2 separate regions of the Homo sapiens genome follow, and region 1 is linked to region 2. A link is a contact called in ENCODE Hi-C or POLR2A ChIA-PET data. All regions are on one chromosome and are shown on one strand. The core of a region is the stretch at or near the end of the contact, and the rest is flanking DNA. Distances in the headings are between cores, read along the strand shown.

The links. A loop is a pair of places that touch in the nucleus more often than their neighbours do. ChIA-PET counts read pairs that join two places held with the same protein, here RNA polymerase II (POLR2A). Pooled maps may share reads with other maps.
Region 1: a map of naive thymus-derived CD4-positive, alpha-beta T cell shows a loop between it and region 2 (14-fold over the local background). The contact joins the promoter of UBE2D3 here to the promoter of ADH5 in region 2. A Hi-C loop is called at or near these places in 1 of 168 maps with a recorded cell type or tissue (naive thymus-derived CD4-positive, alpha-beta T cell) and 14 of 50 pooled maps. POLR2A ChIA-PET finds 5 or more read pairs at or near these places in 1 of 52 experiments (CD4-positive, alpha-beta T cell).

The regions. Positions count from the first base shown.
Region 1 is chr4:102,823,552-102,829,201 of GRCh38, reverse strand. It overlaps UBE2D3 (ubiquitin conjugating enzyme E2 D3), which reads left to right and starts at 1,651. Exons shown (of 8, transcript NM_181891.3): 1 at 1,651-1,775; 2 at 2,566-2,717. The coding sequence starts at 2,694. UBE2D3-AS1 (UBE2D3 antisense RNA 1) reads right to left here and starts at 1,147. Exons shown (of 2, transcript NR_131186.1): 1 at 1,017-1,147. RefSeq lists enhancers at 1,099-1,660, 1,332-1,721, 1,661-2,222, 3,337-3,406, 2,805-4,004 and silencers at 1,772-1,901, 1,922-1,971.
Region 2 is chr4:99,084,740-99,090,902 of GRCh38, reverse strand. ADH5 (alcohol dehydrogenase 5 (class III), chi polypeptide) reads left to right here and starts at 2,115. Exons shown (of 9, transcript NM_000671.4): 1 at 2,115-2,214; 2 at 5,687-5,788. The coding sequence starts at 2,203. It overlaps LOC100507053 (a long non-coding RNA gene), which reads right to left and starts at 2,046. Exons shown (of 10, transcript NR_037884.1): 1 at 1,619-2,046. RefSeq lists a silencer at 2,083-2,132 and a promoter at 917-2,170.

The DNA of each region.
Region 1 (5,650 bases), core at 402-2,901, 3.7 Mb before region 2:
TAGGCTCTCAGGCTCCACCACTGCCCTACCAAATCAAAGTCGCATTTTCAACAAAACCCCAGGTGGTTCCTATGGACACTAGTTTGAGAAGCACTGCTTCACTAGTGACACTACATGGTCACTTGAACAGTATACATTAGACTACTTATATTCATCATTGTTGACGTGTTAAGTTTTTATTAGGTAAAACTTTCTGCAACAGTTTTCAAATTAAGTGTATTTTTAAAACAAGTTTATTTTTCCAAGTAATTGAAGATCTCCACTTCGGTAACTGGGGTCATTAAGGAATGTTAAAAAACCTTAAGCTGGTCAGTGCTTACCCACTTTTAAATTCCTCATAAAAATTAAGGTCTTTCTTTTGCCTGAAGGATACACTAGAGAGCATAACTGCCGTCTCCATACTTTAAACCCTTGACTAAAACAGGCCAATCCTACTGAGGTAAATCCCACCTCCCAACTTGGATATTTCAGGAAGTATTGTATTGTTTTTCTGACTCTAAACTCTACCTAATTAACTAATTAGTCTCAACACTTTCTGGCTCAAGAACTGAAACACAGCAACAGAAGCTAAAGTTTGAGAATTTAAGCTTGTTCCCACATCTACACCTTGGCGGACGGCAGCGACTGATTACGGAGACCAGTGAAAACCCTGCCCCTAACTCTCTCTGTCCTAGCCCCATCCACTCAATTGAGCTTGACTCAGCCTGCTCCCTGCTGTTCTCAGTATTGCTCCCTTAGGGTCAGACGTGCACTAGACTTCAGCACGTGGGAGCGCTGATGAGCGGCCAACCTGGGTCTATTTAAAACTACTATTCCCATCTCGAGGGGCGCCTCCTCCCACAGCATAACCAGCCCAGGAGGGCAGGCGAGTAAATACTGCTCACCTGCTCCACCGGAAACCTCAAAATCCCGGCCCGAGCTAGACTAAAGGTATCTGGTAATTAATCCTTGGCACCTCCCACCACACGCTCCTGATTGGGCGCGTGAGACAAGGCTGTGTCTGCGCGCGCTCTTACCAGTCTGGGGAATTCCATTTCCTCTACCAACCACCGGCATAAGCATTCAGGGGCGTTGCTTTCCTGGCAGTGGCCCGCCCCAGTTCGAGCCGGTGCCTTACTGCGTCTCGCGAGAACTTATGCATTTTGGAGGCGGAACCCCGTCAGGAAAAGCGCACAAAACTGCTCTTAAGTCATTGCAGAGCTACCGCTTCGGTTAGCCAGCCACGAAGTTCTCGCGAGAGTCGTCTCCTCGATACCAAGTGAGGAAACTGGGGGACGCTGTGGGGAGGGGCGTGGGGCTGGATCGCGCAGCGGCTGCTTCCTTTACCTTCCTCCCATGGTCTCCTTCCGGTTCTCGATGCTTCTCTGAGCCTAAGGGTTTCCGCCACTCGTTCACCCTCCCCCCAGCTCATGATCCTCCTCCCTCCCCCGCCCTCCTGGTCCAATCTCCGATCTGTTTAGTAAGAAGGTGCTGTTCCGAGAAGAAGGAAAAGGGCTTGACACGTATTCACTCGGCCCCGGACGTGGGAAGCAAGCCGTCTGGCTTCGGCCTCACATCGGTCTTGTGCTCGGGACGGCGGCGTTGGCGGACTGATCCGCGGCGGTGAAGAGGCAGGAGGAGGGGGAGGGGCGGAGCGTGGCAGCTGGCAGTAGTTCCGTCAGAGCGGACATCTTGTGGCTGTGTCGTGCGCGTGAGCCCCGTAGGGCCGGGGAGGCACCAGCTGCCGCGCGGGGAGGAGGCCGAGGCCGCAGCTTGAGGGAGGCCCCGGCCCCTCTGTACGCGTGGGTGTGGACGGCTAGGGCAGGGAAGGGAGGCCGGCCCAGTGGCCGGCCGGGTAAGAGGGGCAGTGCGGGACCTGGGCGGCTTGAGCGGCCAGCCTATTGGGTGCGGTGGGTTAGGGTGGGAAGGTTGGGGAAGCCGCGGCCTCTCCTGCTGGAGGAGGAGGGGGAATGGGCGCGTCCTCGCGCCTAAGCCGGAGCCTCAGGGACAGCGCGGGCGCGTGGTGGAGGTGGCTGGGCGGGCGCGCGCGGGAGCGCGCTGGAAGGCGGAGTGAGTGTACGGTGGCGTCAGGGGTGACACAGAATAGCTCGCTGCGAGGATAGCAATACACATCAAGTCTCCCTTCCTTTATTTCCTTCCTTTTCCCGGCCGCACCTTTGGACAGAAACCGAAAGCAGCCCGGCGTCCGTCCGGAGTCTTATGCTTCCCCCTCCCCCCTTGCCTTTCTTTGCCCTAGTGACGCCGGTATAGCGCCGACTAGGCCCCGGCTCCTCCTCTGCTGGGCTCCGGACCCTGCCCCGCACCCACCCCTTTCTCCTACGCCTCTTCCTCTCCCACCCGGGTCTCTTCCTTTCTAGAGGCCGGGAAGTTAAACTTGTAGCCACCACCTCCGCTCTTCCCGTCACCCTCGCCCCCACTTCGGGCCGAAAGCACGGTACAGAGGCTGTTGGTGGCTTTGCCACGCCACCCCACCCACCCCGGATCGCGGCTGTCTTAAGGGACCTGGATTCATCAGGGGCTCTTCGGGGCCTGTGCGAGTGCTGATCTGCTCCGTTTTTGCAAAAGGCGCCTGTGTCTGGCAGAGCTGGTGTGAGACGAGACAATCCTGCCCCGCCGCCGGGATAATCAAGAGTTTTGGCCGGACCTTTGAGCATACACCGAGAGAGTGAGGAGCCAGACGACAAGCACACACTATGGCGCTGAAACGGATTAATAAGGTAACCCGCGGGGACAAGGGCATGGGGTGGTAGGAGAAAAGGAAGGCTCGGGCCAAGAGGAAAGCGTGGGGGTGGGAAGGAAGCATAATTCTGAAAATACCTCTTGGATCACTTCTTCCATGGGGGGATGGAGAACGCAGATATACTTCTTGAAGAAATGAAGTTTAAAGCTAGGAAACGGAGAACACTTGTGGCAAGTGAGGTGTTATCCTGAGTGCTTCAGTGGAATCGGTGCAAATTAGGGGTGGAGGAGAGTGACTTAAGGCGCCTTTATTATTTTATTTTTTTGCTGCTTAAGAAGGAGTTTTTTTGGGGGTCCGAATTGCGGAGAGACGCTCCAGCAGATGTCATGGCGCTTCCTATTCTTGGTGCTTGAAAACTTAGTTTAGTTGTGAGATCAAGGTTATCTAGGCCTTCTAGGGGTAAGAAAGAAAACTCGGAGGAGAGAAAAAAAATCTGGCGAGTCCCGAACTTGACTGAGGGTCGGGTAGAAGAAGTCTTGCGTATTGAAGGTCAGTCAGTGAGTCTAGTAGAAACTCTTAGTCGACTCTGGGCAGGTTACACCGAATAAGTGGGTTTGGGAGGAGATGGAATGACACAGTGTTGCCACTTCCTGTATTTTGTAGTTGCAGCTTTTCACCCGAAGCTATTTATCCGAGGGACACCGGGAACTGATGTAAAAGGCATTCTGGAAGCTCCCTTTTCCTTTTGGCTGGAGAGTGGGGGTGGATAAGGGGTGCGATGGCAGTAAGGGAAAGCTAATGTACCTATTTTTGCCTCATTCTATTTAATAACACCCTTGTTTCGTTACTTGAAATGTGGTTTGATAGTATATTATCGATTTAAGTTGAAAAAAAACTAGGATTTTTCGGAGCTCTGGGAGTGAGCGGAACCTCCACCTCCGGTGGTTTAGTCTCATTTTCTTGCTCTAACTTCTATCCCGCATTTTAAGATGGCGGCTGCTTTAACTGGTTCAGGCTCTTTCCGGCATCTCCTTTCGTAATAATGTGAATTAATATGATTTGTTAAATGTTAACTTTTATATCGCGTTGTGCACTGCTCTAAGATCCTCTGCTCAAAACTTACCTAAATTCAAACTCTTAAACTGTATTTCCCTTTTTTGTGACTTGTATTTGTGTGATGTGTTTGGTTGTTGCACAATCGAAGAGGGTGGAGTGTTTACAGCTAACTTGAAAAAAATGTCATGGAATAAATTCAGCCTTACTAGAAAAATTGTGGAGTGTCGGTGAGTGTTAGAAACTTTGGTTTTAATAGATTACTTTTTTAAAAAGAGTTCTGAGAGGAATGGCAAGAATTTGCCTTTACTAAAATAGACCTGATACTACATTTGCCTGTATTTAATTATGACTGGAGTTTATTTGGCAAGATTGGTGTTTCATGAAAGAGGAAGGTTTAAATCTTCACTCTTAGTATGTATTGATATGAAATCGTGAATTTTGTTTTGGGCCTTCATAACATCGTCATTTTGGGTTATGCGAAATACAAATTTAAATCTTTGTGAAATGAAAGAAAAGAGGAAGAAACGCTTTTTAGGAGTTAAGGATTAAAGTAAAAATTATTTTGAAATAATTACCTCTTTTTGTGACCACTTTAAAGGCCAGGAACATATTGGAGAAGCCTAGTTGTATGTTACAGTGTGGTTTACACAAAGAGCATAACATTCAGTACAAATAAAAATCTTTTCTGTTGGAATTAGTTCAGGCCACTAAAATGTGGAATAGTACCAGATCCATAGCTTTTTGTGCATGTGGAACAGAACACGTTAAAGGAAGGCCTCTGATTTTTTTTCTCTTACAGGTCATACCCAGCTGCTGTGACACCACTTAAATGATTTAAAAGCTTTAGAGAGACAATATAACAGTGGTTAAGAGTGTAAACATTGGAGCAGAAATGCTCCAGTTAGAATTCTAGCTCTGGGCAAGTTTATGTGCCTCTATAAGAAGGGTATCTGTTGTAATATGAACAATAAATGACTGTGTGCCTAATATGTACCAGGCACTGTTTTAGACATTGGGGTGGCAGCAGTGAACAAAACAAATTTTAAGTTCCTAGATTTGTTTTGACGATTAAATGGATTAATGTGCAAATTTGAACAGGCTCTTGGCACATGACACTCCTAGTTATTACTGCTATTTTAATATCACAATTTATAATTTTTAAAAATCGTTTTTGTTTAAGAACTTTGATTTCTAGTTTAGTACTCTTAGTTAACCAGGTTGTCTCCTTTTGTAAATATTTTGAAGATTTATGTAATATAGACACAACATAAAAACTTGGCATATTGGAAAAACCAGTGTTTATGTGAACATTATTGATTCAACTTACAGAAACTTTGACGTGTGCATGTGGTTTGGTTTTTCAGCTGTTAATGTTAAAATCACATGAGGCAACTTTCAAACATTCCACATCCAACAATTTTAGTGAGTGGACAGCTCTGAACTGGAATGCTCTTCGGTTTAGGCACCTCTTCTAGAAATATGGGGTCAAGTAGCCATTGATGTCAGTATGGTATGCTTGTGTTACGTACCTATTTCGAATTTATTCTTGTCTGAAGGTCCCACATTTCAAGTATTATGATATATCTGTATTCCTCGTTAATATTTTACTGAAATGATTATTGGAATAGTTTTAACCTTTAGTCCATTTGATCGAGCTTTTGAATTTATACTTTGCTTCAGCTGTGTTCTTGGAGTAAGTTTTTTGACTGTTAGACCAATCAACTTTTTTCCTGTATTCTTTATTTGAACGAGCTGTAATATGGTCTTAAATAGGGCTATTAAACAACAGGAGTTAAAAGTGGCACTCCAAGTTGATTGGTATTGAGAGCTGTAGACAATTTTACCACTCCCATTAAACAGGGACTACAATATATGTGTTTTAGGGACGTTTGAAGATAAATATGTGAACCAAGC
Region 2 (6,163 bases), core at 866-3,365:
GTTGTTGTTAGGATGGAGTGATGACTTCTAAATTCCTTACATGTCAGACCAGAAACCTAAAGTCTTGCCTATTATTGTTAAACAAGGCACTACAAAAATGCAAGTGTCTCTTTCCAGAAAATAGACAATATATCTGCAATAGGGAAAAGAAAACTCTCTGCCAAGTCTTTTTTTTTTCCCACTAGAAATTGCTTGCTGCATTCCAAGCAGAAGTATTGACATACACAAAGGCCTGGAATCAAGAAAAAGCATAGTCCCTTTAAGGAACTACGAATGTTCCTTAAATGTTGGTGTGAAATTTGGCAGGAGAGCAGGAAATAAGGATAGAGGTATATACAGAAGGAAGTAATTCAGAGCCTGAGTGGCCTAAAGAGTTTGGATTTTATCCATTTGTTCTCCCTTGAATATTTTTAAATAGAAGAATGGTATTTATTTATTTATTTATTTATTTATTTATAGCCTAACTCATTCAAAAATTATTGAAGGAAAATAGGAAATGGCATTGATTGATGTTACGTTTTGGAAAGATCACTAACAGGGCATTCCTTTTTAAGTATTAGATTCAAGGGCCTGGCATCAAAGAAATCAGATGGGAGGCTCTTTCAGTAATCCTGTAAGAAATTATGAAAGCCTGAACTAATACAGCAGCAGTGGGGAGAGAGAGGCACAAGACCAGAGAGATATTTAGGGCTTGGTGACAAACTGAATGCAGGGACCGAGGGAGAGGGAGAAGTTGTGACTCTCATGTTTCTGGCTAGGGTAAGTATGTGGAGAGTGTCAACACACAGAGGAAAGAGTCCCTATAAGGAGAAAATATTAATAGGAGTTTTAGGAGTTGCATTCGATTGTGAGATATCCTAATGGAGACAGAAATCCAGTAGGCAGTTACATGTCCAAGTCTGGAGTTTAGGGGAGCCATCCTGATTGGAGATAATAATCTGGTAGTCATCTTTCCATAAATAGACGTTAAAAGCCAAAGTGTGAGTGAGAGAGTGGAGTGAAAGGACGGAAAGACTTTGGACAATCTTACCATATGTACCCGGAAAAGAGCCAAGAAAAAGACTGAAAGACAGAAAAGAGCAGTGTGTCTGACAGAGCTATTTTAACAAAATTCAGCGTTTACAACAGAGTTTAAGAGTAAACTGGCAGGCCAGGTGCGGTGGCTCATGCCCGTAATCCCAGCACTTTGGGAGGCTGAGGTGGGTGAATCACTTGAGGTTAGGAGTTCAAGACCAGACTGGCATACATGGTGAGACCAACCCCCTGCCCCCACTCCCAATCTCTACTAAAAATACAAAATTGAGCCAGCGTGGTGGCGTGTGCCTGTGATCCCAACTACTCAGGAGGCTGAGGCACGAGAATCACTTGAACCTAGGAGGCGGAGGTTGCAGTGACCCGAGATCGCGCCACTGCACTCCAGCCTGGGCGACAGTGCGAGACTCCGTCTCAAACAAACAAAGAAAGAGTAAACCGACAAATACTACATTCTCTCTCTCTACACTCTGGCCCACTCTTAACACAAAAAACTGTCCAGGATCAGGAGACTTTTTGTTCTCCTCATCTCCTCCTTCCAAAGTTCTCTGCCCACGTTCTACTGTCTCCCCAAAATCCTACCTACCCTTCAGGAACTGCTGGAATGGGAGCTTGGGAAGTTTCAGCAAACTCCTCTCTCCTCCTTTGTGGCCCCTTTATTCCCAAAGCTGTGTCCTCTCCCTATGACGAGTCCCTTGAGGGGCTGTATCTTACTCCTTGTGTCTCCAAGCACACATAATGTGTATTAGGGGAGGAAGCATTCGCCAGTGGAGCACAAAGCTGTTGCAGGTCTCTTACTGGTTCTCAGGCGCTTTCAGTGAAATTCCCGTTCCCTCACCGTCCACATCTGTAATTTGCAAGTCTTATCTACGATAACTGCTGTAAAGTTACACGGGGAAGCCCTTTCCCGACAAAAAAAACGAGTTCTGCAACAAGTCCGTCGGATTTTAGCAATGAAACCGGCGCCGTGCAGCCTCGCCGGCGAGTGCACCCTGGAACGCACAACTTAGCGGCACGCACCACAGCTCGAGCACCGCCCTTCCGGTTGGAGCCATTGCAAGCCCCCCCCACGCCCCGCCCCCCTCGCTAGGCGCTCGCCACGCCCATGCCTCCGTCGCTGCGCGGCCCACCCCGGATGTCAGCCCCCCGCGCCGACCAGAATCCGTGAACATGGCGAACGAGGTAGGGCCCGTTGAGCGGAGGGCCCTGAGTCCAAGGGAGGGAGTGCATGGCATGGGACTAGGCTGCTATCCTCGGGGGCGCGCGAGGCTCGGCGCCCAAGACGGGATCTGGCTCTTGGTTCTGAAACTGGGCCCCCAGCGAGCGGCTCAGAGGGGCAGAAAGAGAAGGAAGCTTTGTCTCGGCTCTTCAGTTGGGAAGCAGCTTTCTTTGCTGCTTCTGGGACAGTCGGAACGGGGTGGGGGGGTGGGAGAGCCGGAGAGTGGGGGGCAGGGGCTGGTCAGGTCGGTATCCCAGTGGAAATGGCTTAGGAGCGGCCACGCATTGCTTCTTACACGAAATTAAGTAACTCGCTCTGGGTCATTCTTGCAGCTTGCATACTTGGCAGAGCTGCAGCCAGATCCCGTGCTTCTAACTCCTAGGTTGCTTGTGTTGCATAATTGAGCCTACGCCTTAATTATTGTGCCTCCAAGGAGTGTATTTTGGAAAGACCCCTACGTCCCTTTCAGAAACATTTTCGAGCACTTAAATACCAAGAGATTTATATTCCCTCTAGTCCTCACGTAACAAACACCTCTGCGAGGTGTTATCCCCATCTTACCAAAAACTGAGGTTTGAGGTTGGTTGTGCTTGGTCACACCAACGATGGCGAGCTGGGATTCCGACCCAGGTCTGCTCCTCTATGACAAATTCATAAAATACAAATTAGACAGTAAAGAAAGGCAGAAATTACGAATAACATACTCAGTCTAAAGTTGCTGATTATTTTAATGTTTTGCAATTTTGGACATTTTCTAGTAAGACAAATGGCCTTAAACATATTGGAGTTTGAAAGAAATAAACTCTAAACAGTCTTTCAGACTTAAACTGGTAGTTGCTTTTCCTTATTACTGAGTGTCTTTATTCAGAGAAGGTGAAAGATTATAATTGTTACTATAGTTCAAATGTTGAAGTAGGGCCATTTCCCGCGGATTTAGAGTGGGGCTTTGTTTTGCTTAGAATTGTCAGTAAAAGGAAAAGGTTAGGCTCCATTAAGACATTTTTTAAAGGGGAGCAGGCCATCAAATTTAGTATTCTTGTTTCTTTGGATTCCTATGTTGCATAACTTAATTGTTAGTATTCTGAATCTGACTTGTGGAGTTGAAATTTATGGCACATTGAAATGAAAAAGGTTCTAATGCAGTGTCTGATTCTTTGTACTATGAGATTTAATATCTGCAATTTAATTTTAAAAACGATCATTTCCACATTTCCAACCTCACCAATTTACAGAGGCCATTTCCCTCCCCCCCCCCTCCCCCGCCAGTTCAGACGGAGTTTCGCTCTTTGTTTCCCAGGCTGGAGTGCGATAGCGCGATCTTGGGTCACTGCAACCTTTGCCTCCCGGGTTCAAGCGATTCTCCTGTCTCAGCCTCCCGAGTAGCTGGGATTACCGGCGCCCGTCACCATGCTCGGTATTTTTGTATTTTTAGTAGAGACGGGGTTTCGCCATAGTGGCCAGGCTGGTCTCCAACTCCTGACCTCAGGTGATCCGCCCATCTCGGCCTCCCAAAGTGCTGGGATTACAGGCGTGAGCCCCTGCACCCGGCCTACAGAGGCCATTTTTTATATCTCTATGTAGTTCACCTCTCCTTTCCCTCAACCGTTTGTTCTGTTGCTACCAATAACTACTAACTTATTTTGCAAAGCTATGCTGTGCCAAGGATTGTGTTAGGGACTTCATATTCTTTTTTTTTTTTTTTTTTTTTTTTTGAGACGCAGTCTTGCTCTGTCACCCAGGCTGGAGTGCAGTGGCGCGATCTCGGCTCACTACAAGCTCCGCCTCCTGGGTTCACGCCGTTCTCCTGCCTCAGCCTCCCCGGTAGCTGTGACTACAGGCGACTGCCACCTCCCCTGGCTAATTTTTTGTATTTTTAGTAGAGACGGGGTTTCACCTAGCCAGGATGGTCTCGATCTCCTGACCTCGTGATCCGCCCGCCTCGGCCTCCCAAAGTGCTGGGATTACAGGCTTGAGCCACCGCGCCCGGCCAGGGACTTCATATTCTTTCTTATTCAGTTCTCACAATCACCCTATATGTAGGTGTTTTACCACCATTTATAATTACCTTTTCCTCATCCTTCAGTATCCTGGTTAGAAGTGAAGCTCTCCCAAACCAAGCAAAGTTACACTCTTAACCTACTTTTTTTGCTTTCTGTATTACTTTGTGCCTGTCTCTTTAAATCACACTCTTTGTAATTATTAACTTTAAAGTCTGTCTCCTGTAAACCCAGTGGCTTACAACCTTTAGTCTGTCCACACATTTCTCAAGTGTAATGTAAACTAATTAGAACCTTTCTCATTACGTGTGATTCTCTTGTAATGGAGGGTATACATGACTATAATCTCTAAAGCAGGTCTGTGTGCTATAATTAGTCACGTGTAATTTTAAATTTTCAGTAGCCTCATTAAAAAGGAAAAAGTGAAGTTTTAATATTTTAATTATGTTAAATTACATTATTTATAATGTTGTTATAAATAAACTACCATTTCAACATGTAAGCAGTATTTTTAAAAATACTGTTGATGAGATATTTTTACTTTTCTTTGAACTAAGTCTTCAAAGTCCAGCTATATTTATAGCATATCTCAGTTTTGTTTGTTTGTTTGTTTGTTTTGAGACGATGTCTCGCTCTGTTGCCCAGGCTGGAGTGCAGTGGCACAATCTCGGCTCACTGCAACCTCCACCTCCCGGGTTCAAGCCATTCTCCTGCCTCAGCCTCCTGAGTAGCTGGGACCACACAGATGCGCACCACCATGCCCAGCTAATTTTTGTATTTTTGTAGAGATGAGGTTTCACCATGCTGGCCAGGTTGGTCTTGAACTCCTGACTTCATGATCTGCCCACCTTGTCCTCCCAAAGTGCTGGGATTACAGGCGTGAGCAGCCAAGCCCGGCCAGTGGTCATTTTCTAAGAGCTCAGTAGTCATATTTGGCAAGTGGCTGCTGTATTGGCCGGTGCAGTTACAAGGGATATAGCTCCTCACTGTTACACTCCTAATCCTCCTTCCCACCCTGCAGTTTTGCACCAAGCCGGTGGTATTCAGAACAGCCTGAGCAAAAGAATTTCTTCAGGCATATGTTAAGCATGCAGATTTCTTGGACCCCATGCCAGACCTGCTGAATCAGATTCTCTCGGAACTTGTGTTCTTAACCTGCTTTTGCATATGCACTGTAGAAGGCCATTAAATATTTGATGAGTACAACTTTTTAACCAAAAGATACTTTTCTATCTGACCAGGTAATCATCTCAATTAAATCATTTTTGATGTATACTATTTGTGTGAAATCTAAAAACATATCACTTGGAAGCATATGTTTCTTTGTGAATCTGTGATATACTTTTTAAGATTAGCATTAATCTGTATCTAAATTGGCTATTAAGTAGTTACTTGTTTAGGAGGATAAACAGCTTATTCCCTTTTTTCCCCACTTCAGGTTATCAAGTGCAAGGCTGCAGTTGCTTGGGAGGCTGGAAAGCCTCTCTCCATAGAGGAGATAGAGGTGGCACCCCCAAAGGCTCATGAAGTTCGAATCAAGGTAATGATACATTTAAGGCACTGGGAAAAAAAGAGACACAATGAGGTCTCTGGATAGATGAGTAGATCTGAGATCTGCAGAGGATAAATCCCAAAGGACAGTGTCAAAGAAAAGGTGTTGAAAGTCATCCAGCCTTACAATCACAACATCCTTCTCTTATCTTTCACCTTTGCAGCATGCTTCTCCATCTCTTTTAGTTTTGATCTTGGGCTGAGCAGCTATCCCCATGGGTCACTGGATTATTGCAATTTATCTTCTGCAGTTTAGGTTTAAGGTAACTCTGTAGGATACTCATTTTTCTGCTGATTAGATAACTTTAAATATATGCTGACACGTTAGAAACAAAAGAAGAAATGTTACCAGAAAGGGGTCCTT